Linked DNA regions of Homo sapiens: region 2 is linked to region 1. Evidence: read pairs that join two places in POLR2A ChIA-PET (ENCODE). Cell type or tissue: PC-9. All regions are shown on one strand. Each heading gives the region's core, and the rest is flanking DNA. Links, peaks and the distances in the headings are about the cores only.

The links. ChIA-PET counts read pairs that join two places held together with the same protein. Peaks named below come from ENCODE experiments on the same cell type or tissue, not always from the same donor. Only the 100,000 strongest peaks of a DNase experiment are listed, where the experiment ranks them.
Region 2: POLR2A ChIA-PET joins it to region 1 with 12 read pairs; 3 of 35 experiments call an interaction of 5 or more read pairs at or near these places.

What each region holds. Positions count from the first base shown.
Region 1 is chr10:114,161,042-114,171,474 of GRCh38, reverse strand. It overlaps CCDC186 (coiled-coil domain containing 186), which reads left to right. Exons shown (of 16, transcript NM_018017.4): 2 at 8,146-8,838. The coding sequence starts at 8,207. Among named protein-coding and RNA genes, the nearest start is that of MIR2110, 7.9 kb to the left of the region's middle. In PC-9, for the core only: no CTCF peak of the experiment used is centred there; a DNase peak (open chromatin) is centred at 5,234; H3K27ac peaks cover 1,249 bases.
Region 2 is chr10:114,536,590-114,547,022 of GRCh38, reverse strand. It overlaps ABLIM1 (actin binding LIM protein 1), which reads left to right. Exons shown (of 23, transcript NM_002313.7): 6 at 1,925-2,018. Among named protein-coding and RNA genes, the nearest start is that of ABLIM1, 120 kb to the left of the region's middle. RefSeq lists enhancers at 2,710-2,819, 5,291-5,470, 5,821-5,870. In PC-9, for the core only: no CTCF peak of the experiment used is centred there; DNase peaks (open chromatin) are centred at 1,742, 2,562 and 5,412; H3K27ac peaks cover 1,056 bases.

The sequences.
Region 1 (10,433 bases), core at 1,346-9,345:
GTCTCAAGCAATCCTCCTGCCTTAGCCTCCTGAGTAGCTAGGACAACAGGCACAGGCCACCATACTAATCTTTTTAATTAAAAATTATATATTATTATTTTTTATAGACCAGGTCTTGCTATGTTTCCCAGGCTGTTCTCTTAATTCCTGGCCTCATTTGATCCTCCCATCTAGGCCTCCCAAAGTGCTGGGATTACAGGTGTGAGCCACCTGTAAAGGAAGGCCTGAGAGCCTTCCTTTTTGAAAAAGGAACTATAGGTCAGATTTTTTTTTACCTACTTTATTCCTTTTCAGATTTGGAGGAAAATTAGCTGATAATACTTTTCATGTTTTCTTAGACTCATTAAAGTGCAAGTGCAATCTTCAAATTAGATTTCTGTATTAGTAGGAAGTCATTTCTGATAACTTTCTGCTTTAGTATTTTAAAGTATTTATAGGAGACATGTAAAATTACCGAGCTGATATGACATATATGGTGTAACTTGATAAGGTGAACTATGATGTGGCCACTGACCCTCTTTTTCATGGAATTTTGATGGACCATAATTTCTCTTTGTCCTGTTATCCTATCACAGGATTTGGTACTATTTGGGAGTTGGTGGAGGGTGGGGGGGTCTTGCCGCATCTATTGCTCAAGTCTTTTTTTTTAAACATCTTTGTGTGTGTGTGTGTGATATAATGCACATATCATAAAGTTCTTGCCCTGAGTCTGGATTGTAAAGCTAAACATACCCCCACAGGGATAAATAACCTTGGTCTCATAAAACAAACTTTTCAAACTGGTGAACTAAAGGAAACTTTTTTATTCTAATGCTGTTTCACTTAAACTCAGTATATTACAGTTAAATTTGTGCCAACCATGGTGGCTCACATCTGTAATCACAGCACTTTTGGGGGGTTGAGGTGAGAAGATTGCTTGATGCCAGTAGTTTGAGATCACCCTGGGCAACATAGCAAGACTCCATCTCTACAAAACATTTTTAAAAATTAGCTGGGTTTGGCGGCATGTACCTGTAGTCCCAGCTTCTTAGGAGGCTGAGGTGGGAGGATCAGTTGAGCCCAGGAATTTGAGGCTGCAAGTGACCTCTGACTGCACTCCAACCTGGGTGACAGAAAAAGACCCTGTTTCTAATAGTTTCTAATAATAAAAAGTTAGCTTTTACCCAAAAGCTTAATAGGATGTGACTACTTTAAAAATTATTTCTTTTTGTAGAACTTATTTACAGTTTTTTTTTTGAAATAGCCCTCTCAGTTTTTATCTTTTAAAAGCAGAATTTGATCTGCATAAATTCACCTTGTATGAAACTTAAGTGTCAGGTATTTTCATCATGTGAAACAACATTTTCATGTTTCATACACAAGTTCTTTTCCATCCTATTATTCTGTTTTTAAAAAGCTAAGTTAAAAATATTATCTGGGTATGGTGGCATGCACCTGTAGTCTTATCTACTTGGGAGGCTTAAGTGGGATGATTGCTTGAGCCCAGAAGTTTGAAGCTGCAGTGACCTATGATTGAGCCACTGCATTCCAGCCTGAATGACAGAATGAGACCCTGTTTCTACACATAAATAAATAAGTAGGTAGCTAGCTTTATCCAGAAAGTATCTTTTAAAGTTAATTATTTATCAAAAGTCAGTTATTTGGGGGTTGTGAGCAGGTTACATTGAACTGTGTGGATGCGTTTTTGATTTGATTTTACTTCTGACATTAATTACAATATCAATCTTGATAGAACTAGTCAGAAAGATGTTATTCTTTTGTTTATGCTGCTTTCAAGGTGTTTTTGGAGAATACAAACTCTTTTGATGTAGGTACTTTTCCTACAAAGGACAATAAACCATTATATTGAAGAACAGGAGTGGTCTCAAGTTCAGTTTGCTTAATGGATATTACTTGAGAAGTGTACAACTGGTATTATTTAAGAATGGTATGGGCTGGGCGCAGGGGCTCATGCCTGTAATCCCAGCACTTTGGGAGGCTGAGGCTGGTGGATTGCTTGAGGTCAGGAGTTCCAGAGAGCCTGGCCAACATGGTGAAACCCCATCTTTACTAAAAATACAAAAATTAGCTGGGTGTGATGGCACAACCCTGTAATCCCAGCTACTTGGGAGGCTGAGCGGGAGAATCGCTGGAACCCAGGAGGCAGAGGTTGCAGTGAGCTAAGATGGCACCACTGCATTCCAGCCTGGGTGACAGAGTGAGACTCCATTTTTAAGAAAAAAAAAAAAAAAAAAAAAAAAGAATGGTACTACAGTTTATAATTTAAAAATTTATAGTCTGTGAATGAAGCCAAATTTCTCTTAATATACTTAAAACACTTCTGCATTTCTTACTTAGCTTCTGATGGAGCCCTGGCAAACCTTAAAGTTAAAATACTGTAACATTAAATACTGTAGAATTCATAATACTGTAGTGTTTATTGGCAGTAAAACACGAAGAATAAAATGAGGATTTCTGTTTTATTCACTGCCATGTTCCCAACACCTAGAATACATATTAATAGATGCTCAATATGTATTTGGTAAAAATGAACATCTAGTTTGGAAATGTATCTCTTAGTACCTTTGCATGAGACTAGTTTGTTTGATAACCTGTTACTGAATATCTGTGAGTTTGTAATCGCCTGACAGGTTCTTGCCTGCTGCACAGATAGAGGCAGTTTACTGAGACAGCAGTATTGCAATAGAGAAAGTTTTAAGAAATGCAGAGGCAGCCAAGTAGTAGTAAGAAGTTAATTACTCAAACCAATCTCCCTGAAAATTAGGAGACTAGGGTTTTTTAAGGATAATTTGGTGGGCAGGGGGCTAGGGAATGGGGAATGCTGATTGGTTGGGTCGGGGATGACTCATAAGGGGTTGAGGCTGTCTTCTTGTGCCAAGTCACAAGACCAGTCGAGCCAGTTTAGTGGTCCAGGTGGCAGGCATCAGCTGGTCCATCAAAATGCAGGGTCTGAAAAATACCTTGAACCAATCTTAGATTTTACAATAGTGATGTTATATATAGGGGCAATATTTGCAGTTTATCAAACCTAAATTTTTTGTTGTTTATACTGCTAATTAGAAAAACAGGAAATGGAACCAGAAGACAGTGTTTTCATTTACGTGGCTCTTGTATGGAAATAATTTTGTAGAAATGTGAGTTCTTTCATTAAAAAATAAGTTCCAGAGTGGGTAATGGTTGACTTTAAGGCAAGTAAAAAATTGTTTCTTGACCAGTTGCCTACAGCTGATGAGCTCCAGTAAGAGCGAAACCAGTTCTCACCCACTGAAATGATTTCGAAGTGTGAATTGGTCCTGTAGTACTGTGTCAGAAACAGAAACAACTCTAAGGGAGAAAAAGTATTTGAGTTAAAAGGAATTTTGTGACTGTACTGTATTATAGTATTTCTCCTAATGAGTAAGAGTTGCTAAAAGGTATTATAATCTATAATTGTAATTACTATATATATATATGAGTGTAAATTTGCTTTGTACAAGCATTTCTTTTTCTTAGAGAACGAGTCTCACTCTTGCTCAGGCTGGAGTACAGTGGTGCCATCATAGCTCATTGCAGCTTTGAACTCCTGGACTCAAGTGATCCTCCCATCTCAGCTTTCTGAGTAGCTGGGACTACAGGTGCATGCCACCATGCCCAGCTAACTTTAACAATTTTTTTTTTTTTTTTTTTTTTTTTTTTACGGAGATTAGGTCTTGTTATGTTGCCCAGGCTGGTCTCAAACTCCTGGGCGCAATAAATCCTTCCACATCAGCCTTCCAAAGTGTTGGGATTACATGCTGCACCCCCAGTGTATCAGCACTTCTTAAATTAAAATAATCTTGCCAACTAATGTCTTGTTTTACATCCTTCCCCTTTAGTCTACTACTTGCCATTCTATCCTTAGTAGCCTCGATGACGGCTCCCCTTTTACCCCATACCTCTCTCCCCCAAAAAAGCTTGGACAGCAACCAAATTGGCTTGTATCAGTATTGTCAACTGGAGGCCTACATGAGGACTCAGCTTACTGTTTTTCTTCTGGTTAATTGTGGACATAATCAAGTTCATTGCTTTTTCTCCCCATCTGCTACCACTCTTGTGCAGCTATTTATGGTGATGGCTTTGTTACGTATATACACATAGACCATTGTTAATCCCCTCCTTTTCCTTTGGCTGCCAAACAGTATTCATTTGAACATCATCAGAAGGTGTGCAAGCACTTTGGGAGGCCGAGGCGGGTGGATCACGAGGTCCAGAGATTGAGACCATCCTGGCCAACATGGTGAAACCCCGTCTACACTGAAAATACAAAAATTAGCTGGGCATGGTGGCTCGTGCCTGTAATCCCAGCTACTTGGGAGGCTGAGGCAGGAGAATAGCTTGAACCAGGGAGTCAGAGGTTGCAGTGAGCCGAGATCGCGCCATTGCACTCCAGCTTGGCAACAGAGCGAGACTCCATCTTTAAAAAAAAAAAAAAAAAAAAAAACCAGCTTGCAAGCTAAGTAGTTATCACATGCCAATTTACATGATTTTTCTTAAAGTCATGAGCATATTGCTGACAGAAGTTACAGAAAGTACTTGCCTTTTGAGGTTAATCTGAGTCTTCCTTAATTTACAGGAGGAGGATATGTAAAACATTCTAAGCTTAGGTAACCAAATAAACAGCTTTTTAAATCTAGATGAATATCCAGCAGGATGACACGTTTTTGTTGTTCTATACTGTCTTCCACATTGTCATCTTACAACCTGTTTTCCATCCACTGAATGCTGTTTGCTCCCTAGATCACTGTGTAAACCCAGTTGACCCCACCTTCATTTGTATAGCCACTGAAGAGCATTTGCAAAAATGCGTGTAAATGTAGTAGAGAATATGTTTGTTAGATTTATTATTACTGTCATATTGCATGAGACTTAAGAGTTTGATTCAGTTCAGAGGGAGGTTCCATCTTCGTGCAAGTACAAAGATCATTTAAAAGGCTAAATGCTGCCTCTTCAAAAAGGTCACAAGAAAGGCTCTATGTGCTTGATGAGTGTAAATGCAGTGTTTTTAAATTTACCCTGAGAGACTATTTTTGTACTTGTGATGAGAGAAAATTTGGAGGAAGATGTGACATTAGAATTGGTCCTTTAAACATAGACTTCAGATAGACCTAAGGGAAGAACATTCTAGTTGAGAACAAAGCCATTGAAATGTTAATACGCAAGTTGGGGGAATCTTTGAGTTAGACTGGTTGGGCTAGTAAAGTATGATGGAGTGCCAGGATTTCAGGAATGTGTTGAGAGATAAGAATGGAAAAGTAGTACAACTGGTTTACTGAGGAATCTTAAATCTGGGTATAAACGTGAAATGGTTTTATTTTTTCCTTACTGGGTCTCCAGTCATACAGTGTAAAACACTCCTAACCTCTGTACTTTCCTCTGCAGTGCAGTCCTTTAAGAATCCCTTGGTCCGATGTAACTTTGCCGCCACTTTTGGTTACTACAAAAAACTTATTCCAGAAATTAAGACAGGTTCTAGCCATTAAAAAAAAAATGAAGTCACAAACTCATTGTTTTCTCTGAAGAAAAGTTGAAGCTGTTCCCAGCTGCTTGGCATGAAGAGGTATAATTTGACTCAAAGATGTGCTCCCTCTCCTTACTTTTTTTTTTTTTGAGACAAAGTGTCTCGCTCTGTTGCCCAGGCTGGAGTGCAATGGCACGATCTTGGCCCACTACAACCTCCGCCTCCTGGGTTCAAGCGATTCTCCTGTCTCAGCCTCCCGAGTAGCTGGGATTACAGGCACCCACCATAATGCCCGGCTAATTTTTTTTTGAGACAGAGTCTCGCTCCGTCGCCCAGGCTGGAGTGCAGTGGCGCAATCTTGGCTCACTGCAACCTCTGCCTTCCGGGTTCAAGCAGTTCTCTGCCTCAGCTCCCCGAGTAGCTGGGATTTCAGGCGGCTGCCACCACGCCCAGCTAATTTTGTATTTTTAGTAGAGACAGGGTTTCGTCGTCTTGGCCAGGTTGGTCTTGAACTCCTGACCTTGTGATCTGCCCTCCTTGGCCTCCCAAAGTACTGGGATTACAGGCGTGAGCCACCACGCCCAGCCCACAAGTTATATCTTAAAGTGAGTTACTTTGGGTGAGGTAATGTAGGTGGCAGTGCCTCTGTTTGAGAATTATTTTATTTTGTCCTAGATTTTGGAATACAGAGTACTTACGAGGTCTTTTATTTACTCCGTTTATTTGTATTGTCTAAACCAAGCCTTTAATACTAGTGTGTGCTTTGGCTTGGTTATAAAATATCTGCAGCAAAATAATGATAATTTGGTTGTTTGGAAACATATTTATACAGAGAGGTAGAGTATTTAGGCCAATGGCTGTCTTAGTTGATGCCCCAGAGGGCAGTCTAGAAATTAGCATATTTAGCAAACAAGCTGGTCTACTTTTCCTTTCTTACACTTATTCCTCCCATTTTCGACATTCCTAGAATAATGTTTCTCAAATACTAGTGTTACCATTTCTGTGCTTACAGGCTTTAATTAAACAAATATTTGAGAACCCACTATGTGCTAGAAACTCTGCACTGTAATTAAGTCTACAAGTCACTGTGATTTACTATGATTTGTTCTTAACAAAATTCACTCCTGCTTAGCCTTCTATGGAATCTACCTGACCAGTCTTCTCTCTCTCTTTTCATCATCCTCTGATAACCACCTTTATCCCAGCCTGATGTAACCATGCATGTTTTGTTATTTAAAAATTTAGTATATCTCTCCATTAGTTTTCCATTAGTTTATATCTCATGTATAAACTAGAGCTATTTTCCATTAGTATATCTCTTATCTGGAATTATTGCTCTGTTATTTCTGTCAAAACTATGATCTGTCCTCTTTTTAATCTAACCTCACATGGTTTCAGTAACTCATTACCTTGTACATGCTTTGTTGATACCTGACAAAAGAAGTCAACAATTTTTTTTATCAAGATTGTGGAAATATTTTATAATTATGTGTTGTGGGATAATATTTGAAGATGACTAATTGTCATAAAATGGCTAGAATAGTAACCTCCATAAACAATATAAAAATCTATCCTATGCCGGGTGCGGTGGCTCACCCCTGTAATTCCAGCACTTTGGGAGGCCAAGGCAGGTGGATCACCTGAGGTCAGGAGTTTGAGACCAGCCTGGCCAACCTGGTGAAACCCTATCTCTTCCTAAAAATACAAAAAATTAGCCAGGTGTAGTGATGGGCACCTGTAGTCTCAGCTACTCGGGAGGCTGAGGCAGGAGAATTGCTGGAACCTGGGAGGCAGAGGTAGCAGTGAGCCGAGATCTCACCATTGCACTCCAGCCCGGGCAACGACAGTGAGACTCTATCCCAAAAAAAAAAAAAAAAAAAAAAATATATATATATACACACACACACACACACACACACACACACACACACACTCTAACTTGGTCAAATTAATAAAGTTGCTTTTATTGACCTAGGCAGTGCATATGGGCTCCATTTTATTTGTACTGGACATTGTTTTTTTCCTGATGAGAATGTTTGAAAATCACCATGGTACTTCCTGGATTCCTGCCTGGATGAAAAACTAATTTCTACCAGGGATTCTTTACACCCTGACTTCATTATGGCTCAAATCTAGATCTCTGGGCTATAGATAGTTGTGTCTTGTTATTTAGGTTTCCTTCTTAGTAAATTTTTATTTTCTTTAATGTGCGTTGTTTTGTTATCTTGGTTTGTGATTTCTAGTGCTTTTATTGGTGTATTATTTCTCCAGTATTTTCTTACAGATTTATGAGGTAGTCTTTTTTTCTTTACAGAGCTGAAGGAATTCTAAGCATTCTTTGGCACTCGTCTAGTTGCTAGCGTTACTCCTTACCTAACATCTTATGGGGATGATTGGAGAATGCCAGACTACAACTGAAATTAATTAATGAAGTTGTTTGACTGAAATGAAGGAGGAAAGACAGACTTTGCAGTGGCCCTACTGCTTGTAGCTAGCCAGCTTGGGTTAGCTGTCCTAGTCCTTTTTCTTTTTTCTCAAGGACAGGCTTTTAAAGGAATTGTTAGTGATAAAATTTGTGGTGTTAGTTATTCCACATCACAGAGTGTGTGCAAGTTTGTATGGGGTTTTGGTTTAAAGTGGTTTTTAATTTTGATGTTTCAATTTCTTAGATGTAAAACGAAGATCAGGAGCAGATTTGAAGAATTACAAAGTGAATTGGTGCCAGTCAGCATGTCAGAGACAGACCACATAGCCTCTACTTCCTCTGATAAAAATGTTGGGAAAACACCTGAATTAAAGGAAGACTCATGCAACTTGTTTTCTGGCAATGAAAGCAGCAAATTAGAAAATGAGTCCAAACTATTGTCATTAAACACTGATAAAACTTTATGTCAACCTAATGAGCATAATAATCGAATTGAAGCCCAGGAAAATTATATTCCAGATCATGGTGGAGGTGAGGATTCTTGTGCCAAAACAGACACAGGCTCAGAAAATTCTGAACAAATAGCTAATTTTCCTAGTGGAAATTTTGCTAAACATATTTCAAAAACAAATGAAACAGAACAGAAAGTAACACAAATATTGGTGGAATTAAGGTCATCTACATTTCCAGAATCAGCTAATGAAAAGACTTATTCAGAAAGCCCCTATGATACAGACTGCACCAAGAAATTTATTTCAAAAATAAAGAGCGTTTCAGCATCAGAGGATTTGTTGGAAGAAATAGAATCTGAGCTCTTATCTACGGAGTTTGCAGAACATCGAGTACCAAATGGAATGAATAAGGGAGAACATGCATTAGTTCTGTTTGAAAAGTGTGTGCAAGATAAATATTTGCAGCAGGAACATATCATAAAAAAGTAAGTTTTTTATACCTTTAGGTTATTTTTTTTCCCTCACAGGCACAGGGATTCGAGATAAAATTCTTTAAAGGAAAATACCATTTTGTTCATTTTTACTTGCACATTAGAATCATGCACATAGTAGTTGAACAATAAATGTATAGTTGCTGAATGTGTGAGCAAATGTCGAGTTTTTCAGATATCTGAGTTCAATATGTTAAATAGTGTAAATGTATTAACGTGCTAGAAATTTTTATAGACAACTCAAAATTTTTCACTTTTGAAAGAATGTAGAAGTATATTGTCAAAACTAAGAGAAACTCAAAAGGAAATAACAAGTCATAAAATTCCACAACTTTTTCTTAAAATCTGCATTCTAAATTCATTGGTTTAAAACATTAAAATTTAGAGAACAGAATAATTGATTATCGTTCAGTAAATAATAATACAGTTTTGGATATGTGAAGTTCTGTTTTCATGATAGTTTAAAATTTACCATCTTAACCATTTTTATGTGTACGTTTCAGTAGTGTTATTATATATTCACACTGTTGGACAACCAATCTGCAGAACTTTTTCACTTTGCAAATCTGAAACACTGTATTCGTTAAACAACACTATTTCCACTTGCCCTCAGTCCCTGGCAACCACCATTCTACTTTCTGTTGCTGAGTTTGACTACTCATGATACCTCATGTAGGTGAAATCATATACTTTTCATTTCATGACTGGCTTATTTCATTTAGCCTAATGTCCTCATTTATCCATGTTGTAACATGTCAGAATTTCATTTCTTTTTAAGGCTCAATAATATTGCATTGTATGTATATACCACATTTTGTTTATTCATCCATTAATGGACATCTGGGTTCCTTCTGCTTTTTGGCTGTTGTTAATAATGCTACTGTGAACTTGGGTTTGCAAGTATCTCTTCAAGACTCCAAGGCCCTTCTTGATATTACCCCCAAACAAATGCCTGCTGTTGCTATTCATATCCTTACTGTAATACTATATTATGTGAATAAACTGTATGCTTTTGTACTTGAACCATCAGTGCTGCTGCTATTCTTGCATTTTATAGGGTAACTTTCTCATTTTCCTGTAGCCTGTACCTATTCTTTTAGACCTTCCTCTTGAGATTATCTCTGATGCCTCTTCCCACTTTACTGAGATCTAGACTCTTACCATTTTCATACCTCCCTTATAAATTATAAGATGTTATACATTTAATAATAATAGCAGTAAACATGTATATGCTGATAATTAGGTGCCTGGTATATTACATTTATTAGTTCATGGATTCTTCACAAGAACTCTCTGTGACATGTGCTGTTATCCCCATTGTACAGATGAGTTACCTGAAGCGCAGAGAGAGAAAAAGTAACTTGCTCAAGGCCACATGCTAACAAATGCAAAGTTAAAATCTGAGCTTTGTGAGTGGAGCTTTAGAGCTTTTTCAAATACGGTTATTAGAAATGAACCAGTTACAAGGTGTTAAATTTACCTAAAAATATGAGGAATAGGGTAGAAAATTGGTTTCTCTTTTTTGCTTCATCCTGTCAGAACAGTGACAGCACGGGTGAGTGGAATAATCATAATTCTGATGTCTGGTA
Region 2 (10,433 bases), core at 1,035-9,034, 380 kb before region 1:
TTCAGGAGTTCGAGACCAGCCTGAGCAACATAGCAAGACCTCATCTCTACTAATATAAATAAATAAATAAGCAAGCAAGCCAGGCATGGTGGCACATGCCTGTAGTCCCAGCTACTTGTGAGTCTGAGGTGGGAGGATCACTTGAGCCCAGGAGATCAAGGCTGCAGTGAACTATTATCGCACCACTGCACTCCAGCCAGGGCAACTGAGTAAGACCTTGTCTCAAAAAATAAACAAATAAATTCATTCATTAATTCATGCATTTCCCCAACCACATGAAATCACCTATTCGAAAATATTAATGAATGTAGTTTAAAAATATAGTGAAACAAACAAGCAAACAAAAGGTTGCTTGGGCCCCACCCACTAGAAATCTAATTCTACAGGCCCAGGGTAAGGCTGAAACACCTGCACTGAAAGGGCAAGAAGGCTGGGTGCGGTGGCTCATGCCTGTAATCCCAGTACTTTGGGAGGCCGAGGCAGTCGGATCACCTGAGGTTGAGAGTTCGAGACCAGCCTGGCCAATATGGTGAAACCTCATCTGTACTAAAAATACAAAAACTGAGCCGGGCATGGTGGTGGGCACCTGCAACCCCAGCTACTTGGGAGGCTGAGACAGGAGAATTGCTTGAACCTGGGAGGCGGAGGTTGCAGTGAGCCCAGATCGCACCACTGTACTCCAGCCTGGAGACAGAGCAAGACTCTGTCTCAAAAAAAAAAAAAAAGAAAGAAAAGAAAAGGCAAGAAGCTCTTCAGGTGACCATTATGGACAAAATAAGACAGGTGCCTGGCTTCTAACGGAACATTGCAAGCTATGCGGGGGTGGGTAACTTGGCAGTCTAGGGTGGCACTCTATAGCTTTTCCATGCAATCACACACAGGATATAATATTTTTCCTGTGCTCCAAGGAGGTTGACTGAGCTGAAGGAGGCGGCCCTGGGCTCCGGAGGCCTCCTGAGAGCTGAGGAGGTGGTGTCTGCAGGCTGTTCAGAGGCTGTACTCTGGCATGTGGGCCCCTTGTAGGGGAATGAATGCTGAGCCCACATCTGACGGGCTCAGTGTTCTTGTTTTTTTTTTTTGTTTTTTTTTTTTGAGATGGGGTCTTGTGCTGTCACCCAGGCTGGAATGCAATGGTGCGATCTTGGCTCACTGAAACCTCCACCTCCTGGGTTCAAGCAATTCTCCTGCCTCAGCCTTCTGGGTAGCTGGGACTTACAGCTACACCTCACCACACCTGGCTAATTTTTGTATTTTTTTTAAAGTAGAAACAGGGCTTCCCCATGTTGGCCAGACTGGTCTCAAACTCCTGACCTCAGTTGATCCACCCACCTCAGCCTCCCAAAGTGCTGGGACTACAGGCATGAGCCACCGTGCCGGGCCTCAGTGTCATATTAATAACTATATGTATTATATACATTAACAATATTTTATAGCTTTGCCTTTATTGTGGTTTTAATGAAATTGTCGCTAGTGTTTTGCCTTCAGGTGTGATATTGCCTATTGATTTGCCAGTATCTTCTTCAGGTTCATTAACACCATTCTTTCTCTGGTTTATTAATTATTGTTATGTGGGCTCAGTGGGCTCAGTACTCCTACGTGCCCAGGGGGCCTGTGGAGAGAGAATGCTGCCAGGCTTTCTGCTAGTTAGCTCTGAGACAGTAAAAAATCGGCAAGGGTGACCATATGGCGACATGGCTGTTTCGCCTGTGTGGCACCGAGAGCCGCAGAGTGCTCTCTGGATCGTTTTGTTTGTGGTTTTGATCCTGTCTGGCCAGGTCTGACTGGATTGCCAGGCATGTGAACACTGGGCAGGGGAGAAATATGTCCTGCCCTTCTGTGGAAAGGCCTTGGAGAAATGTGGTTTTGGTGTCTTCTCCAGCCCCTGGCCACCTCCTCAGGAGCCGAACACGTTTTTGTCTTGCAGGGATGGTGCTCCGTACTGTGAAAAGGACTACCAGGGACTCTTTGGGGTGAAATGTGAGGCGTGTCACCAGTTTATCACAGGGAAAGTCCTGGAGGTAAGTGGCAGACCGGCTCCCTCATAGCTACCGCCATCTTTCTCAGCGGCCCTCAGAAACAAACAAGAGGGGACCCTTTCCCACCTCCTCCATCTTTTTTTCACCTGTGGAGAAAGAAAGTAGTCGCAGGTGACTATTTTCAAGAATTAAGGTGCTGCACTCTCCTCAAAGGCTCACGTGGAAATTAGAATGATGGAGAATTTGCACAGGAAAAAAAAAAGAATGATAAAGGTTCTGGTAGGAGTTATGTAGGACAGGCTATATTAGACCATTTTCATTTTTAGAAGTTAGACAAGAGTAAATGAAAAGGGTGTGAAATCATGTGTGTATACATCCATGTGTGCATGTGTGCATATGTCTATGCATGCATCTGTGGGCGTGTGCAGATTCAGGGAGCAGAGGCTCAGAATGGAAGCTAAGAAAGGAAGGGTGGGGGAAAGGTAGAGGCATTGGCTTCCCCAAACTTCAAAAACCACATCCTGTGTGACCCAGAGCACCCTGTGGCCGGGGCTGAGCTGAAGCCTGTCAAGTTCAGGTGCAACCGCCTCCAGCTAGGGAGCTTTCTTCCTGCTTTCTCAGCAGCCGCCACACAGGCTTCTGCCTCTGGGCTGAGCCAGTTCCTCTGGGGTGAGACACAGAATTCTGGGGCCAGAGTTCAGAAGGAGTCGCTACCCTACTTCTCCCAGGCCTGTGGGGTGTCAGCCAGGTCCAAGGAAGAAGTAAGACTGCCTCATCTGTGGCCCACCTGCCAGCGTGGAGAGTATGGCCCAAGCAGAGGTGGGTCAGGAAGCCCCACAACTAGGGGGATGACTACAGGTGCTGCAGCTTGTCATCTTGCTTTGTCAAGGACCAGGCTGCTAAATCCACGGAGCCATGTTCCACCTTCCCAGCAGGGCACGTTTCAGAGACACAGACACAGATCTGAGGCCCCCCTCCCCGCCACCATGGTGTTTCTGGGCTGTGCTGTCTCTTCCGTGGGGTTTCACAGCAAAGGCCCAGTGTAGCCCCCTAAATCCCACTGTAAACCCTTTCCATGAAGCACAGAGGGGCCAGCATTGGATGTGTGCTGGGACGTGGGCAGCTGATTGCATTTGGGAGAGAAGGGTGTGGTTGTGGTCAAATGCAGTTGCCTCTTAGCCCGAGGAAGAGGGTTCTGGGAAGAGGGAGCAATACCTGCAGAGGCTCAGAGGTGAGGAAAAGCACAGGATACATAAGAAACGTCAGTTGGGCACCGATGTGACAGATGATGCTGGAGAAGTGGGCAGGGTCCCAAGAGTCATATTCTGGAGTTTGGGTGTTACCCTAAAAGCGGTAGGAAGCCATTGAACTGCTTGTAGCTGGAGTGTCATGTGATTAGACCAGGTTGTTGTGTAAAGAACGTATGAGAGTTCTCAAATCTATGTACGCACGCGTTCACAGCAGCCCTATTCACATCAGCCGAAAGGTAGAAACAACCCAATGTCCATCAGCAGGTGAATGGATAACAACATGTGGTGTATCCAACTAGTGGAATATTATCCAGCCTTGAAGCAGTGCTGCCAACCACAGGATGAGCCTTTAAGTAAAAGAAACCAGCCACAAAAAGCCACATATTGTATGATGCCATTTATATAAAATATCTAGAATAGGTAAATCCATACAGATAGAAAGCAGATTGGTAGTTGCCAAAGGCTGGGGGAAGGGGAAATAGGAAATTACTGCTTTATGGATACAGGATTTCCTTTTGGGGTGATGAAAATATTTTGGAATTAGAGGAGGTGGTTGCATAGCATTGTGAATGAATGTACTAAGTGCCACTGAATTGTTCACTTTAAAATGTTTAATTTTATAGTACGTGCATTTCAGCTCAGATGTTTTTTAAATGGCTGGGAAGGGAGTTGGGGTGGAGACAGGCCAGCTAGGAGGCTACTACAGAACTTTGGGCACAAAATGATGGTGGTGCTAGCTGGAGTGGAGCCTGAGAAATGGGCCCCCACCCTCCGCACACACAGGAAGGGTGGAAAGAGTTCTCTCATAGCCTTTCCAATAAAGCTTTAATTATTGACCCAAGGACACTTCAAAACTAGTGTCTTGACCAGGGAGAAAGAAGCATATCCCCAGGAAGGCTGTTGGAGAAGGTGGATGGGACCCACCTGATGGGGAGCTTGGAGTCCGAGCGGTCCCATCACAGCGCTCAGAGTGTGATGCACAGGAGGTTGGTGCCTCCCCTCCTGGCCCTGAGTCCATCCCTCATCCCTCCCCAGAGAGCTCTTCTCAGAAGTGCCCTGATTGGGGCCTGACGCCATTTCCCTTGGGATTCCTGAGTTTGATCTCTTGTGGAGGACTGAAATAAACCTGTTGAGTTGGGGCAACTTGGAAATTTCCTTCTCCTCCTCCTTCTTCTTTCTCTTTCTTTTTTCTTCTTCTTCCTCCTTCCTCCTCCTCCTCGTCCTCCTCCCTTCTCTTCCCTCCTCCTCCCTTCTCCCTCCTCCTTCTTCCTTTCTTCCTTCTAATTTCTTCTTTCTTCCTTCTTCTTTCATCTTTCTTCCTTCTTCATCATCATCTTCTTCTTTTCTTTTTTTTTTTTCTTTTTTCTTTCTTTCTTTTTTTTTTTTAGAGACAAGGTTTTGCTCTGTTGCCCAGGCTGGAGTGCAGTGGTACAATCATACCTCACTGCAACTTTGAACTCCTGGGCTCAAGCTATCTTTCTGCACAGCCCCCTGAGTAGCTGGGACTACAGGTGCATGCCATCACACCCAACTGATTTTGTTATTTTTTGTAAAGAACGGGAGTCTCACTCTATTGTCCAGGCTGGTCTCTAACTCCTGGCCTCAGGCAATCCTCCTGCCTCAGCCTCCCAAAGTGCTGAGATTACAGGCATGAGCAACCAAGCCTGGCCCTCATAAAAAGAAACAATAGAACATCAGAATGATTTCCCAGATGTCCAGCTGTACAAAGAGAGACGAGAAAATACTGAACGTGGTCCCCACATTTGTGACAGCCGTGTTTGCAGTCTTCTTAGTCCACATGTGGAGCTGTGTTCCCCCAAAACATGCTGGGGAGGGAAAAGGGCTCTGTGTGTGTGTGTGTCTGAGTGTGTGAGTGTGTGTGTGTGTGTGTGTGTGTTGATTCCCTTCAGATTTAGCTCAACAGCTGTGGGGAAGAAAATCTAAAATAAAGCTAGATCCAAGAACATGCCATTTGGAAGAAACATGTGCTTACTCTGTTTTCTGCTTCAAGACCTGAGTCATTTGGCATTCACTGTGGCTGCAGAGACCTCTTCTCAAATTGGCTTCAGGTTTCTGTGAAGGCCGTTTTGTGAGGCCTAAGACTTGGAGACTTTCCATGCGGGGCTTTCAGAGTTGAGGCGTCTGGGAGTAGTTTGCACCATGTTCAGCCTCCACCCAGCAGACGTAGTCCTTAGATGGGCGTGTGAGCTAGAAAAACGTCCTGCAGGGTTATCACACTGACGTGTGACAGCTTGTGAGTCGGTTTGGCTTGGTTACCAACACAAAGCAGGACGGTCTCCACACACTCCTCCCTCGGCCTCTCATGCTTGGGTCTTGGTGGTGGTGAAATATTGTGATGGTGGATTTGTTGTAAATACTGTGAACCTTGGGGTTTTGTGGGTTTTTTATATTTATTTTATCCACAGATGAATTTATTTTATCCCTTTACAAATGTATTAGTTTTCTGTGTCAGCTGTAGCAGTGGTGGCTTAAAGCAACAAGCTTAAACAGTTCTTGAGGTTCTTGAGGTTAGTTCTTAAACTGAGTTCTGTCAGTTCTTGAGGTTAGACGTCTGAAAGCAAGGTGCAGGCAAGGCAATGCTGTCTCTGAAGGCTCTAGTGAAGGGCCTTTCCTCGCCTCTCCCAGTTTCCGATGGCTCTGTGTGTTGCTTGACTTGTGGCAGCCTCCCAATCTCTGGCTTTGTCTTCACATCGCCTTTTGCGTGTTGTCTCCTTTTCTCTGTTACAGTTCCCTCTGCCTCTTTCCTGTAAAGCCACTTGTCATTGGATTCAGGGCCCACCCAGATAATCCAAGATGACCTCACCATCTCAAGATCCTTTGCTTAATTACATCTGCAAAGACTCTTCTCCCAAATAAGCTAGCATTCACAGGTTCCAGGGAATTGATAGGGAGTCTCTTTTGGTGATGATCGGGTCACCATTCAAGCTGCTTGAGTAAGCCTGGGAAATCATGCACGTATCATCCCAGCGAGGCCTGCAGACCCTGTGTGGTTTTAATTTAACACTCACTGAGCCCTAAGAGGACCCTAAGGCCTCTCTAGGTGTGGTGTCACCAGAGATGCCACCAGACACCTGAGGGACCTTTGAGAAAGAGAAAGGTCACTGGACAATGATAGAGAAGAGACGCTCCAGGTCTGGCTGTGTCACTCATTCCTGAGTGACTTGGGGCAGGTTGTTCAGCCTCTTGGGGCTGTCTTCATTTCCCAGGTAAAGGGACTAGCATGTAACCTCCAGCAGCCCTCGAGTTCTCTCTGTCTCTGTCATTCCTTAATCCTTGTAAGCCCTGAAAATCACATCAGCTTGAACGGGTGGGGAGACGGGCCCGAGCACCAGCGGCTCAGTTGAAAAGGCTCTGGGTGGCAGCCAATCTGAATCTGTACTCACCAGCTGGGGCCCCTTGGGCAAGGCTTGCCACTTCTTTGAGCCTCAGTTTTCTTTTCTTTAAGTGCAAGAATTGAAAATATACGTGTAATTCCAAGACTTGGGCTGCTAGACCTCCCGGAGTCCCTTCGGCTCTAAGGATCTGAGTTCTAGAATTCTCATGTCTTGGCTGTAAGGGATCAGACAGAACCAATGGTTCTTTTTTTCTGGAAACCAGCACGTAACACTCAGCATAGAGCATACACTCAAATTGTAGCTTGATTTCTCATCACTTGTTTTCAGTTTTGTTTTCGACAGCAAGATTCTCTTTTTAGGGGGATCTTGCTATAAATGGTACATCTTCAAATGCTTCTGCTGATTAACTTATAAATTTAGGAGAGTTCTGAAGATATTTACAACCTGCCTCCTAATTAAGAAGTGCAGGGGCAAATTAGTGTGAGATACTCCAGTTTGCTCTCTCCGTCTTTTCTCCAAACTTCTCCCGCTTCCTTCTCCCCTCCTCCTCCCCCTTCCCCTGCCCCCACCTTCTTTCTGCCTAACAGCCTAATGGTAACAGGAAGCTGGAAGAGACTTCAGACCTAGGTCACTAATGTCATGGGGGAGTGGGGCATCTCTTTGGAATGCATTTCTTCCCATCTTTGGTAGATAGCCCTAGGACAGCTCTCACTCCAGCAGACATCCTTTCCAGGGTACAGGTGGTTACCTGCTAGCCTCATAAAGAAAAGAAACAGCAACAAAATGGTTGTTATTATCAACAGCAACAGCTAGTTTCAAAATGAAGGCAGCTCATGGTGGGTGTAATCAAGTAAGGACTCCCAAATTTATAAGGGGGTTAGTCTCATATCTCCAACCCTAAATTTAAGTAAGACAGCAACTGAGTTTCTTGGTCTCTGTTTACAAAGGTATAACCATCTCTAGGCACATAGCTAAAAGTAGATTGTTTTTGATGGTGCTTTCTTAAGATATGGAATCTTCTCTGGAACACCACACTCTTAATGTAATACTTCCTATACCTCTTTTTTGTTGTTGTTGTTGTTTGAGACAGAGTCTTGCTTTGTTGCCCAGGCTGGAGTGCAGTGGTATGATCTCAGCTCACTGCACCCCCCACCTCCTGGGTTCAAGTGATTCGCCTGTCTCACCCTCCTAAGTAGCTGGTATTACAGGTGCACGCCACCATGCCCAGTTAATTTTTGTATTTTTAGTAGAGATGGGGTTTCACCACGTTGGCCAGGCTGGTCCTGAACTCCTGACCTCAGGTGATCTGCCCGCCTTGGCCTCCCAAAGTGCTGGGATTATAGGCGTGAGCCACTGCGCCCAGCCCCATACCTCTTTGGATTAGATAGAGGTTGAATCTATTCTTGACAAGTGTTTGGAAAAAAAAGCAAAAGTCAAACTGAAAACAGAAGCCTGGAGGGTAAAGGAAAAGGTTTTGTCCCATGTGTTCTTCCCCTAGTCTTGGGCTGTTTTACCAACAGACTAAGGAAGGGTGGGCTTGACTTTCTCTTGGCCTCTCAAGCTGTCTTATGCAATTCCTATGCCCCCAGGGGCTACCTGTGTGCATGGAGCACTGCACTGGTTCACTCAGGACAAAGGCGCTCGGCCCTCGTCCCACACTGCAGAGTGGTACTTCCCTGAGCAGGCACCTGCCAGGCTGCACGGGAGCATTCTTTTGTTCTCCTCCCTGAAAGGAAAGTTGTCTTATGTGCATTCTGACCACAGAGGGAGAGGGCGGGGCTCTGAGTCCCACGATTTCCCTTTCCTCACATCACCGCACCCAGAAATCAGTTGGCCTGGGTTCATCTAGTCTTTCTGGGCGGGCTGGTGGCACCTGTCCTTGTGTCTCGTGGTATTTACTGTGCTACCTGTGCTCTCTGGGAACGTGCAGTGATGTCTGTGACAGCCTGTACACCCACCACATAAGAAAGAGCCTCAGATGGAGCCGAGGGAAGTCCTCTAGACCCTGGAATGCCTGTCCATTCTGCCCTACGAGGCCACCCTCCCCTGTCTTTATCTGTTAACTTGGAAAGGGTGGACAGCAGGACAGGATTTAGACTCGCTTTTAGACCCCTCCTGCTGAACTCCTGGGGTGAAGGAAATGGAATCACAATGGGATTCAGCCAAATCCTTTTCCTTGGCTCTCAGAGGAATTAAAAACTGGTGGCTCTGTTTTGTTTTGCTTTTGGACTGATTAAAAAACTGCTTTTTCACAAAGCTGAGGGGCAAATGTTTATGATGTTTCTGAGGTGAATTCACATTATAAATTGGAGGCCTTTGTCCCCTTCCTTCTTTTTGGCATAGGTATTTTAAGTATGTTATGTGGCAGTAATCATAAGCAGTGAGTAGGTCTTGTTCTGGGCTAAGCTATTCTCTAGTGAGCAAAACATAGGTTATCCTAGGATGCTTGCATGACATCTAATCTTTTTGTCACCATCAGAGATGTAATTTGCAAAAGAGAAGCTGACATGTCAATTCCCCTTTTCTTGTTCTGTGTATATCATACACTTGCAAGGAACAAATAATAACCCGTGTCCATGCTGAAGGCTAATTGCATTCTTCTCATTCTCACTGTGCTCAGAGGAATTCATGCTTTCATCCAATTAATTAATTGTAGACCCAAATATTTTTGAGGATCATGTTATCTGATCCTGTTATCTGAGTATATTGGTTGAGATGGTCTGTCCCAGTGGACAGTAAGCCACCACTGTATCCTGACTTTGTATAATATTTTTAACATCTGCAAGTGATCTCATAAACATTTAATTCTCACCACAGGCCTGCAAGCTGGTCAGGGCAGTTAGTTACTAGTCACCTTCATTTACAGATGAGGCTACTGAGTGCCCGAGACTCTGGATCTAATTGGTGTGACAGAACCATGATTAGAAAATAGATCTCTTAGGTTGGTGAATGGATACAAACATGCAGTTAGAACAAAGAAGTTCAATGTTCAGTAGCAGACTAGGGTGACTACAGTTAACCAGCAATATACTGTATATTTCAAAGTAGCTGGGAGACAGAGATGATAAATACTGAAGGTGATAAATACTCCAGATACCCTGACTTGAGCATTATACATTATATGCATGTAAAAAAATACTCATATGAACCCCATAAATATGTAAAATATTATGTATCAATAAAAGAAAAAATAAGGAAAATAGGTCTCTTTCAATTCTCAGAAGATAGGGACATACACACATAGAGACAGAGAGAGAGAGTGAGCCTGAACTTTATTATCTACCTGACAATAATCATTACAGAAAACAAATAATTTGCCCCTTGATATAACTTGCTGAAGGACCAAAAGTTACCATTCCTGGTGGATGGTAAAGGCCTGTCTCAGTGTCCCTTTTATACCTATTCTCAGGACAATAAACATGTACTGCTTGGTTGGTTTACTTTTTACCAGTGTAAAATGTCACTGAAAATCAGTGACTTTGCTCATAGAGTCTGCTGTGTTTCTGTGCCTCATAGTCTGGCCTCCTTGAAGCATCTGTAGCCTCCACCAGGCCACCTGGCTCTGCCCTTAGAGAATGTTGTAGATGGATGATGCTGTCTCAAGTTTGAGAGCATATTTTCTTCATGAAGCTCTGGTCTCGGACTCTGCAGCTCAATGGACAGTCAGGAAGGCCCTGTGAAACAGGGTCAGTATTGAGACACTGGTCACCTTGTGTATTGTCAGACCATCACTTGACAATAAACTGGAGAAATTGCTTCATTTTAAATATGAATTAAGCAAAAGGTGGTATATCTAGAAAACGGAATATTATTCAGCCATAAAAAGGAACAAAGTTCTGATATATACTACA